2 separate regions of the Homo sapiens genome follow, and region 2 is linked to region 1. The links are chromatin contacts, found by Hi-C or POLR2A ChIA-PET in ENCODE. All regions are on one chromosome and are shown on one strand. The core of a region is the stretch at or near the end of the contact, and the rest is flanking DNA. Distances in the headings are between cores, read along the strand shown.

Evidence for each region. A loop is a pair of places that touch in the nucleus more often than their neighbours do. ChIA-PET counts read pairs that join two places held with the same protein, here RNA polymerase II (POLR2A). Pooled maps may share reads with other maps.
Region 2: a loop to region 1 is called in a pooled map, with 7 times the contacts of the local background. The contact joins the promoter of ZNF443 here to the promoter of SPC24 in region 1. A Hi-C loop is called at or near these places in 1 of 50 pooled maps. POLR2A ChIA-PET finds 5 or more read pairs at or near these places in 2 of 52 experiments (MCF 10A and RWPE1).

The regions. Positions count from the first base shown.
Region 1 is chr19:11,153,275-11,159,262 of GRCh38, reverse strand. It overlaps SPC24 (SPC24 component of NDC80 kinetochore complex), which reads left to right and starts at 3,481. Exons shown (of 5, transcript NM_182513.4): 1 at 3,481-3,646. The coding sequence starts at 3,487. RefSeq lists a silencer at 3,365-3,524.
Region 2 is chr19:12,437,326-12,443,313 of GRCh38, reverse strand. ZNF443 (zinc finger protein 443) reads left to right here and starts at 2,293. Exons shown (of 4, transcript NM_005815.5): 1 at 2,293-2,402. The coding sequence starts at 2,400. RefSeq lists an enhancer at 1,845-2,114 and a silencer at 2,525-2,614.

The sequences.
Region 1 (5,988 bases), core at 2,232-4,731:
CGATTCTCCTGCCTCAGCCTCCCAAGTAGCTGGGACTACAGGCACGTGCCACCAGGCCCAGCTAATTTTTGTATTTTTAGTAGAGACGGGGTTTCACCATGTTGGCCGGGATGGTCTCAATCTCTTGACCTCGTGATCCGCCCGCCTTGGCCTCCCAAAGTGCCAGGATTACAGGCGTGAGCCACCGCACCTGGCCTCCTTCCTTTTTAAGGCTGAATAATCTTCTGTCCTATGGGCCAGACATGGTAGACACGGTGACTCATACCTGTAATGCCAGCATTTTGGGAGGCTGAGGCAAGAGGATCATTTGAGCCCAGGAGTTGGAGACCAGCCTAGGCAATACAATGAGACCCCTGTCTCTAGGAAAAAAAAAATAATTAGCTGGGTGTAGTGGCATGTGCCTGTAGTCCCAGCTACTTGGGAGGCTAAAGTTGGAGGATTGCTTGAGCCCAGGAGGTTGAGTGAGCCATGATTGCGTCTCTGCACTCCAGCCTGGCAGAGAGATCCTGTCTCATAAAAAAAAAAAGGAAAAAGAAAAAAAAATTGTGTCCGGGCATGGTGGCTCAAAAAAAAAAAAATTGCGTTGTACAGATGAACCAAAAAAAAACAATTGTGTTGTAGAGATGAACCACGTTTTATTAATTCTTCTATCTAAGGACACTTGTGCTGTTTCCACCCTTTCGCTATAATGGGTGCTATGAACATAGACTTGCAAATATCTGCTCTATGACTTGCTTTCTTTCTCTTTCTTTCTTTCTTTTTTTTTTCTTTTTTTTTTTTGAGACGGAGTTTCCCTTTTGTTGCCCAGGCTGGAGTGCAATGGCGTGATCTCAGCTCACCGCAACCTCCGCCTCCCATGTTCAAGCGATTCTCCTGCCTCAGCCTCCCTAGTAGCTGGGATTACAGGCATGCGCCACCACGCCTGGCTAATTTTGTATTTTTAGTAGAGACGGGGTTTGTCCATGTTGGTCAGGCTGGTCTCGAACTCCCGACCTCAGGTGATCCGCCCGCCCCGGCCTCCCAAAGTGCTGGGATTACAGGCATGAGCCACTGCGCCCGGCCCAACAACCTGCTTTCAATTCTTTTGGGGCTATACCCAGAAGTGGAATTGCTGATATGGTAATACTATTTTTAATTTTTTGAGGAACTGCCATACTGTTTCCCGCAGCAGCTGCACCATTTTACATTCTCAGCAAGGGTACACAGCATTCCAATTTCTCTACATCTTGGTCAACACTTGTTATTTTCCAGGTTGCTTGGCTGGTTGGTTGGTTTTGGACAGTAGCCATCCTAATGGCTGGGAAGCGGTTCTCGCTTTGCTTTTTTGGAAGGGAGGTGGGCGGGTGGCATTTTTCCACAGGAGCCTTTAGATCTATCAGGCTCGAGTTGCACAATCTTGCCTGGCTTATCTCTGGGACACCTCCTGGCAGCTAATAAGAAAGGGCTATCTTTAGCCACTATGGCTTAGAAAGGTTAGGAACCTGCCAAGGTCACAGGTAAGCTGCAGCATCAGAAAGTGAACCTGAAGTCTTTTCCCCTCTTGATTTCACTCTGCCTAATTGTTATTCACTGCCTTTAGGCACAAAGAAGTGAGGTCTATGCCAACATTACACAGCTGGTTCAAGAAGCCATGCTCTCAGGCACCAAAGGGTGACACACACCTGTAGTCCCGGCTACTTGGAAGGTTGAAATGAAAGGATCACCTGAGCCACTGCACTTCAGCCTGGGGGACAGAACAAGACCCCATCTCAAAAAAAAAAAAAAAAAAGAAGGAAGAAAAGAAGGCCGGGCACAGTGGCTTACGCCTGTAATCCCAGCACTTTGGGAGGCCGAGGCAGGTGGATCACCTGAGGTCGGGAGTTCAAGACCAGCCTGACCAACATGGAGAAACCCCGTCTCTACTAAAAATACAAAATTAGCTGGGCATGGTGACGCATGCCTGTAATCCCAGCTACTCGGGAGGCTGAGGCAGGAGAATCACTTGAACCTGGGAGGTGGTGGTTGCAGTGAGCTGAGATCGCGCCATTGCACTCCAGCCTGGGCAACAACAGCGAAACTCTGTCTCAAGAAAAAAAAAAAAGAAAAGAAAAGAAAAGAAAAAAAAATCATAGGAAAGCAATGAGATGTTCTTTAGGTGGTAGCACACATAAAAATGTTGCCACGCCAGGCGCGGTGGCTCACGCCTATAATCCCAGCACTTTGGGAGCCTGAGGCAGGCAGATCACGAGGTCAGGAGTTCAAGACCAACCTGGCCAACATAATGAAACCCCGTTTCTACTAAAAATACAAAAAATCAGCTGGGTGCGGTGGCGGGCACCTGTAATCCCAGCTACTCGGGAGGCTGATGCAGGAGAATGCCTTGAACCCAGGAAGCAGGCTGGAATGCCTTGCACTCCAGCCTGGGCAACAGAGTGAGACTCTGTCTTAAAAAAAAAGAGAGAGAAAGAAAAAAAGATGCCATCTTAACATCTTGTTTCTTGCAGAAATACCAGTGTCTAGCATGGAACCAGCACCTTAGAGTCAGCACTGATCTTTTCTTTGTTTTGTTTTGTTTTGAGACAGGCTAGTCTCAAACTCCAGGGCTCAAGCGATCCTCCTGTCTTAGCCTTCCAAAGAGCTCAGACTTACAGGCGTGAGCCACTGCACCCAGCTACATGCTAGGATTCTATGTATGTTTCATTAAACAACTATATAGCACCTACTGAATAGGAGACACTATCACGCCAGGCTGGGCTCGGTGGCTCACGCCTGTAATCCCAGCACTTTGGGAGGCGGAGGCAGGAGGATTGCTGGAGGCCAGGAGGTCGAAGTTGCAATGAGCTATGATTGTGGCACTGCACTTCAGCCTGGGTGACAGAGCAATACCTTGTCTCTAAAAAAAAAGTAATAAGAAGAATTCTCACGCCAACGCTGACACAGGCACTAGTATGACCCTCATTTTACTAAGGAGGAAAGTACCGCACAGAGAGGTGAAGTCTGTCCAGGGTAACACAGCTAGTAAGTGGCAACGCTGGGATTCGAACCCAGTAAATCTGGCTGCAGACGCCATTTTGCTATGCAGCCTCTCATAGAATCTACTTATTCTCTATGCTTATTGTGTATCCCACGCACACACTGTAGGATGTAAGTTCCAGGAGAAGCTGCTCGCTGCTTTGCCGTTAGAACCCCACCCTGCACAGAGCAAGCGCTCGACCTATGGAGAAATAAACAGCCGCTTTCTCTCCCGCGCAGGCGCATCGGGAAGGATAACGGAGCCTCCCCCTTCCTGCGCCGATTGGTCATCACCGATGACTGACGGAGGAGTGGTCGCAGGCGCACCAGGCCAGACCAAAGGCGGCTTAGCCCAGTCTAAGATCCTGTTCCCCATGCCTATTGGCCATTGCTTATGACTGACGTATCAAAAAATCCAATGGAAAGCAACCTCTTCTGGAAGAGGGCGGGCCCCGCGGACAGTCAAATTTGCGCGGGTTGGAGCCTGGCGTAGTCATGGCCGCCTTCCGCGACATAGAGGAGGTGAGCCAGGGGCTGCTCAGCCTGCTGGGCGCCAACCGCGCGGAGGCGCAGCAGCGACGGCTGCTGGGGCGCCACGAGCAGGTGGTGGAGCGGCTGCTGGAAACGCAAGACGGTGCCGAGAAGCAGCTGCGAGGTGAGGGTCGGAGCGTGGTCGCGGGCCCACGGGGGAAGGGGCCCGGGTGCTGGGAGGGGGCGACCAGGCCCACCTCAAAACCCCTTCTCTCCTGGACTCTCCCATCTCCTGCCCTATGCCCCCTGGGACGGCCCCCTCTGAGCCTTAGTTTCACCATCTGAGAAATCGGCTTTATGACAGCAACCATCCCCCACCCCCCAGGGGTTTAGTGGTAAATATAGGAGTCTGGAGGGGTTGGCCCCTTCTGAGCTCTCCGTGAGCAGGAGCTGGGGGTCTCAGGGTTTGAACTGGGGCTCAGGAGTCAAAGCTCCGGGTTTGAATCCTAGCACCCATCCCCATGTCCGCTGTGAGACTTGAGGTGAGTTTCTTAAATTCTCTGTGCCTCAGCTTCCTTCCTTGTCAAATGGTTGTGACAATAGCCCATCCCTTCTTCCTGAAGGCATTCAGATGTTTTATGGAGCATCTGCTGCTGCCAGGCCCTGGGCTCACCGCAACCTCCACCTCCCGGGTTCAAGCTATTCTCCTGCCTCAGCCTCCTGAGTAGCTGGGATTACAGGCGCTTGCCACCGCACTCGGCTAATTTTTGTATTTTTGGTAGAGACGGGGGGTCACCACGTTGGCCAGGCTGGTCTCAAACTCCTGACCTCAGGTAATCTGCCTGCCTCAGCCTCCCAAAGTACTGGGACTGCAGACGTGAGCCACTGTGTCCGGCCCATCTTCACTATCTGTAACTGCACAGTTCAGTGGCCTTAAGCACATTCACACTGCTGTGCAACCATCAGCACCATCATCCATCTCCAGAACTTTCTCATCTTTCCAAACTGAAGCTCTGTCCCCATGAAACACTCACTCCCCATCCCCTTCTCAGACCCTGGCACCCACCAGGGTTCTACTTTCTGTCTCAAATTTGACTCCTCTAGGAACCTTACGAGGAATTGTACAATATCTACCCTTCCTAGTGGAATCATACAATATCTACCCTTTTGTGTCTGGCTTATTTCATGGAGCATAATGTCCTCCAGGTTCATCCATGTCATAGCCTGTATCAGAATTTCCTTTCATTTTGTGTACTTACTGTGAGACAGAGCCTCGCTCCATTACCCTGGCTTGAATGCAGTGGTGTGATCTTGGCTCACTGCAACCTCTGCCTCCCAGACTTAAGTGATCCTCCCACCTCAGCCTCCCAAGTAGCTGAGAACACACTTATGCGCCACCATGCCCAGCTAATGTTTGTATTTTTAGTAGAGATGGGGTTTCACCATGTTGGCTAGGCTGGTCTTAAACTCCCAGCCTCAAGTGATCGCCCACCTCGGCCTCCCAAAGTGCTGGGATGACAGGGGTGAGCCACTACGCCTGGCCAGAATTTCCGTCCATTTTAAAGCTGAGTCATATTTCATGATATAGAAGGATGGACCGCATTGTGTTTATTCATTCATCCATCCATGGGCACTTGGGTTGTATCCACCTTTTGGCTGTGTTGAATAACGCTGCTATGAACACGGGTGCCCAAATATCTCTTCAAGACTGTATTTTTTTTTTCCTTGAGACGGAGTCTTGCTCTGTCACCCAGGCTGGAGTGCAGTGGCGCAATCTTGGCTCACTGCAAGCTGCGTCTCCTGGGTTCACGCCATTCTCCTGCCTCAGCCTCCCGAGTAGCTGGGACTACAGGTGCCCGCCACCACGCCCGGCTAATATTTTTATATATATTTTTTTAGTAGAGACGGGGTTTCACCGTGTTAGCCAGGATGGTCTCGATCTCCTGACCTCATGATCCACACGTCTCGGACTCCCAAAGTGCTGGGATTACAGGCATGAGCCACCGTGCCCAGCCATATTTTCTTCTTTTTTTTTTTTTTCCCAGGACAGTCTTACTCCGCTGCTCAGGCTGGAGTACAGCAGCGTGATCTCTGCTCACTGCGACCTATGCCTCCTGGGTTCAAGCAATTCTCCTGCCTCAGCCTGCCAAGTAGCTGGGATTACAGGCACGTGCCAACATGCCCAGCTAATTTTTGTATTCTTAGTAAAGATGGGGTTTCACCATGTTGGCCAGGCTGGTCTCAAACTCTTGACCTCGTGATCCGCCCGCCTCGGTCTCCCAAAGTGCTGGGAATATAGGCATGAGCCACTGCGCCCAGCCCAAGACTCTATTTTCTTTTTTTTATTTTTTTGATATGGAGTCTCGCTCTGTCACCCAGGCTGGAGTGCAGTGGCGTGATCTTGGCTCACTGCGAGCTCCGTCTCCCGGGTTCACACCATTCTGCCTCAGCCTCCCGAGTAGCTGGGACTACAGGCACCCGCCACCACGCCCGGCTAATTTTTTTTTTGTATTTTTTTTGGTAGAG
Region 2 (5,988 bases), core at 1,044-3,543, 1.3 Mb before region 1:
ATGCATCTTAAAGAATTAGAAAAGCAAGAGCAAACCAAACCCAAAATCAGTAGAAGAAAAGAAATAATAAAAATCAGTAGAAATAAATGAATTTGAAATGAAGAAACAATAGAAAAGAACAATGAAACAAAAAGTTGGTTTTTTGAAAAGACAAACAAAATTGACAAACCTTGAGGTAGACTAAGAAAAAACCAGGCCCAAATAAATACAATTAGAGGTGAAAAAGGAGACATTACAGTTGATACTGCAGAAATTCAAAGGATCATTAATGCAACTAAGAACAACTATATGCCAATAAACTGGAAAACCTAGAAGAAACTGATAAATTCCTAGGCAGATAGAACATAGCAACATTGAACCATGAAGAAATAAAAAACCTGAACAGACCAATAACAAATAATGAGATCAAAGCCATAATAAAAAGTCTCCTAGCAAAGAAAACCCCAGAACCCAGTGGCTCCACTGCTGAATTCTACCAACATTTAAAAAAGAACTAATACCAATCTTACTCAAACTATTCCAAAAAACAGAGGAGAAGGCAATACTTCCAAATTTATTTTACAAAGCCAATATTACTTTGACACCAAAACCAGACAAAGACATGTCAGAAAAAGAAAACTATAGGCCAGTGTCACTGATGAATATTGATGCAAAAATCCTCAACTCAATACTAGCAAACTGAATTTAACAATACACCAAAAAGATCATTCATCATGACCAAGTGGGCTTTATCCCTGGGATGCAAGGATGGTTCAATATATGCAAATCAATCAATGTGATGTATCATTTCAACAGAATAAAGGGCAAACACCATATAATCATTTCAATGTGCACTGAAAAAGCTTTTGATAATATTTAACATCCCTTCATGATAAAAACCCTAAAAAAAAGTGGGTAAAGAAGGAGCATACCTTAACATAATAAAAGCTATATATGGCAGACCCACAGCTAGCATGATAATGAATGGGGAAAAACTGAAAGCCCTTCCTGTAAGATCTGGAACACAATAAGAATGCCCACTTTTACCACTGTTGTTCAACACAGTACTTGAAGTCCCAGCTAGAGCAATAAGACAAAAAAAAAAAAAAGAAAAAAAAAGAAATAAAGGGCATCCATATTGGGAAGGAAGAAGTCAAATTATCCTTGTTTGCATATAATATGATCTTATATCTGGAAATACCTAAAGACTCCACCAAAAAAGTATTAGAACTGAGAAATAAATTCAGTAAAGTTGCAGTATACAATATCAACACACAAAAATCAATAACATTTTTATATGCCAACAGTGAACAATCTGAAGCTACTTGAGAGGCTGAGGTGGGAGGATTGCTTGAGCTTAGGAGGTAGAGGTTGCAGTGAGCCATGATGGCCCCACTGCACTCCAGCCTAGGTAACAGAGCAAGACCCCATCTCAAACAACCAAAAATGTGTAGAAGGATGGTTACCAGAGGCTGCGAAAAGTAGTAGCGAGGAGTAGTTATGGGGGAAGTGGGGATGGTTAATAGGTATAAAAAATAGTTACAAAGAATGAATAAGACCTAGTATTTGCTAGCACAACAGAGTGACTATAGTAAAAAATAATTTAATTGTACATTGAAAAATCTTGAAAAATTTCATTGAAAAAGAGCATAATTGGAGCCAGGCGCAGTTGCTCACGCCTCTAATCCCAGAACTTTGGGAGGCCAAGGTAGGCGGATCACGAGGTCACGAGTTTGAGACCAGCCTGGCCAACATGGTGAAACCCAGCCTCTACTGAAAAATACAAAAATTAGCCGGGTGGTGGCGCGTGCCTGTAATCCTAGCTACTCGGGAGGCTGAGGCAGGAGAATTGCTTGAACCCACCCAGGAGGCGAAGGTTGCAGTGAGCCTCGCACCATTGCACTCTAGCCTGGGCGACAGAGCAAGACTCCCTCTCGAGGAAAAAAAAAAAAAAAGATATAATTAGTTTGTCAGTCCGTGTCCAGGAGGAAGAAGCAGGAGGTCCTATTGAGTACGGGCAGGAAATTCCGCTTAAGTGCAAATATAACCCGGGAGGATTCAGATCAAAGAGCAGGGAGGAAGCCCCCCCTGCCAAGGGCTGTGTCAGGAACTTGCTCATCCGGCTCCACTCAGCTGTGCAAGATCGCTTCTTCTGTCAATCAGCCCTCAGGGGGCGGGACCTGACGCCCTATCCAATCAGGGGCGTGGGGCGGGTTCGTGGGAACTGTCAATCAGGCACTGCCCAGAGAAGTGTGTGTGGTTGAAAAAGCCCGCGGCGTCTGCTCCACCCACCTGCGCTCGGCTCTGGGTTCTGTAGCTGAGAGACGACCTGGAAGTTCTGAGGCAGCCTTTGTCTGGCTGGAACACGCATTGGCAGCGGGAGCTGTCGGTAGGACCTGGGACACCGCGGAAGTCGGGAAATGGTGCGTGTGCTGGGCCGGCGTCCCGAGGCGGGGGAGGGGTTAGGTGGAACCGGCCGTAATCGGCTGTGGCTGGACCCGGGCCTCCCCAAGGGCGACTTCGGGATCTACGGACCCGGGTCCCCCTGGCGTAGGTCGGCCCTCGGCCGCAGGGTGGGGCTGGGCATGCAGCCGGGACCCCGGGCGTCCTGTCCCGTTCCTGCGCGGCGACTGCGGCCCCGGCGCCCTCTCTGGGCAGCTCCGAGCCCGCAGCCCCGGGTCTCCCCAGATTGTGCGGCTGTAACCAACACAGGTTCGCGGCCCGACTCACTGCACCGAGACGCCGAGGGCTGCAGCAGAAACGGTTTAACAGGAGGAGAGGGGAGGACACCCCAGATCCGCCTCCCTGAGGGATTTGGGGTCTGGACGGGGGCGGCTGGGTGTAGCGTCCTTGGTTGGTGGGGAAGTGAGGGGTGAATCCTGGGACAGGAGGTGAAGAAACCGCATTCTGCTGAGAGGGCTCCCTCGTGGGGTCTTCAACCTGGTTGGCGCCAGCCTTTCTGCTGGGATTCAGGATCTGAGAACTCCGGCGACTCTTGAGCAGCACTCGGAGATCTTATCCCCAGGCACAATGGGGAAGCCGGCGGTCAGCGTCTGCTGTGACCTGACTCTCAGGGAGGCGGCCCCTTGAGGCAGCGGGGCTGAGGGCACCTGTTTAATATCTAACTGCAATCTCGCCTCCAGCCTGGCTCGCAGTTCCTGTGAACCCGGTGAGGAGGCTGCACGGTGACGACGAGTCACCAGGTGGAATCCAGACTCGTGTGTGGGGTTTGTGTGTGGGAGGAGCTGTGGTTTCCGTGGTCCTCAGTCCTTTCTTCCTTTCCAAGGGCGACCGTTTCCCCTCTGAGTCTTCCAAAGACGTGGGCAGCAGGGTCTCAAATCCACCACTGTGTTCTCTCATCCTGACTCTTCCTAGGGCTGGCAGCAAATCTCTTGGTTTCCAGAGACTTCCCCAGGCTAACCTTCTGTCCTTAATTCACAGCAACAGTATGAACTGTTTGGCCCCAGGCGATATTTCACTAGTTTGTCATCTTGTTTTCAGCTAGCAATGTATGGCTTTTTCTTGAAAGAATTGTTTTGGGTTCCTGAACACGGTGGGTCATTCCTGTAATTCCAGCACCTTGGGAGGCTAAGGCAGAGGTATTGCTTGATCCCAGTAGTTCCAGACCAGCCTGGGCAACATGGCAAGACTTTGTCTCTAGTGTAAATGATAATAATAAAATTAGCTGGGCTTGGTAGCTGGCACCTGTAGTCGCAGCTACTCCTGAGGCTGAGGTGGGATGATGGCTGGAGCCCAGGAGTTTGAAGTTGCAGTGAGCTATGATCGTGCCTCTGCATCCCAGCCTAGGCAACAGAGGCCGACCCTGTCTCAAAAAAAATGGATGTCCACAGCTGCCAAGTCTCTTGGAGGGTCTAGTGAATATCATCCCCTGGGTCACTCCTCCCAGGGGACAGCCTGAGATGGAAGGTGTGGCCCCCTGGGGAGCAACTGGATCCACTGGGATGGGAGGAATCTTCTGGTATATAATTCCTGTAAAAAGCTAACTCCTGGGACACTCACCTTTTCTTCCCAACCCTAGTTTCCATTCCTTGGAGACACATGACTGAACAGCCAATTTCATGGTCATATTCCATAGGAAAAAAAACGGAAATGATTTTTGCCTTCTGGACTCTCTCAGACTTAAAAGGTAGAAAGTTATATCTAAGGACTGGAGAACCTGCCCTTTGAGGTAGTGCAAGATCCTGAAAAGCACACAAGGCAGTGTCTCCTAGGAGGGTGGTGAGTGTCTCCTAGGAGGGTGGCGAACAGAATAGGGTTAAGGGATGTCCCAGGTGATAGGATGACCTGCACTGATTGTTGCATTAGACTTTTCTGTGTTCCAGTCAGCACTGCTGATTCCTGAGTTTGTTAGCTTGAAAAGATATGTTTACTCTTTTCAGCCTAAATTTTTGATTAACCGTGAAATACATCCTATGATTAGAGATTGTTATTTTATACTTTGAAGACAAAGTATACCCAAAGTTGGAAAGAGTCGGACTTCAGAAAATAAATTTTATAAGTAATACTAGAAAGAGTTGGACTTCAGAATATAAATGGTATATGTAATCTTCTATTCCATTTTTTAAAAGCCTTTATTTATTTTTTTTGCCCCAGAGCTTGTGTAGTACGTTTCTCAGGTGTGTTTGTTTTTCGGATGATTTCAGATGGAATTTCAGGACTTAGTAGTATAACTACTACCAAGGGAAAAACCCTCTTCCATTATGGCTGCAAAAAAGGAATACATTTTTACAAGAAAGTGTAATAGGTACATTGAATTAAAAAGATTTAACAAAAGTTCAGTTCTTCTCCTTTTTAAAAGGGTGGAGATTTTGGGACAATGGAGAAATCTGTTCTGTTCCTGTTATATCTGACAGATGAATGCTAAATTCTGTGGGACAGGACTTTCCAACAGCTAAAGAAGTAAAATATAATTATTTTTTACTATATCACTTACTATCATGGAAATAGTAATTAAATGACATTCATTGTCTGGAAGGGATAGGTATTTGGGCTTTTCCTGTTGAGCTATAAAATGTCAGTGCCTTACAATTTCCTTCCCACCCGTAGACATAGACACTGAATTTGAGTGATTTTCCTGGATTCATCAAACATGAGTATTTTGTTTTTAAATATCCATGTAAAGCATAGAAGGGTAAGAGAGTAGCTTTGACTATGGCAGAGAGGCCTGAGGCCAATGCCCCCACCTCCAGCTAAGACCAATTTTTTTTTTTTTTTTTTGAGACAGCATCTCTGTTGTCCAGGCTGGAGTGCAGTGGCACGATCTCAGCTCACTGCAACCTCCGCCTCCTGCGTTCAAGCGATTCTCTTGCCTCAGCCTCCTGAGTAGCTGGGACTACGGGTGCGTGCTACCATGCCTGGCTAATTTTTTTTTTTTTTGTATTTTTAATAGAGACGGGGTTTCACCATATTGGCCAGGCTGGTCTTGAACTCCTGACCTCGGGCAATCCACCAGCTTTGGCCTCCTAAAGTGCTGGGATTACAGGCATGAGCATCATGCCCATCCCCATATGGCTTTTGATTAGGGCTAGAATGGAGTATATTTTTTCATACCTTTATATTTAATGTACCTGTGTCTTTCTACTTAAAATAGTTTTCTTGAGAGAATAAAAAAAATAGTTTTCTTGCACACATTGGTAGGTCTTGTTTTTTTTATTCTACTCTGTCAGTCCTTGTCTTCTTTTATTGGTATATTCATATAATACACATTTAAAGTGGTTATTGATATACTTGGATTCATGTGTACATATATAATTGTTTTATATTTGTTATACTTGTCGGTTTTTTTCAACTTCCTTTCTTTTTCTGTCTCCTTTTATTTTAACTGAGGTGTCTATATGATTGTGTTTTCTTCTAATAGTATAGTAAGTCTACTTGTTTCTTTGTTTCTTTGTTTCTTTTTTTTTTTTGAGACAGGTTCTTGCTCTATCACCTAGGCTAGAGTGCAGTGGAGCAATCATAGTTAACTATAACCTCCAACTCCTGGGCTCA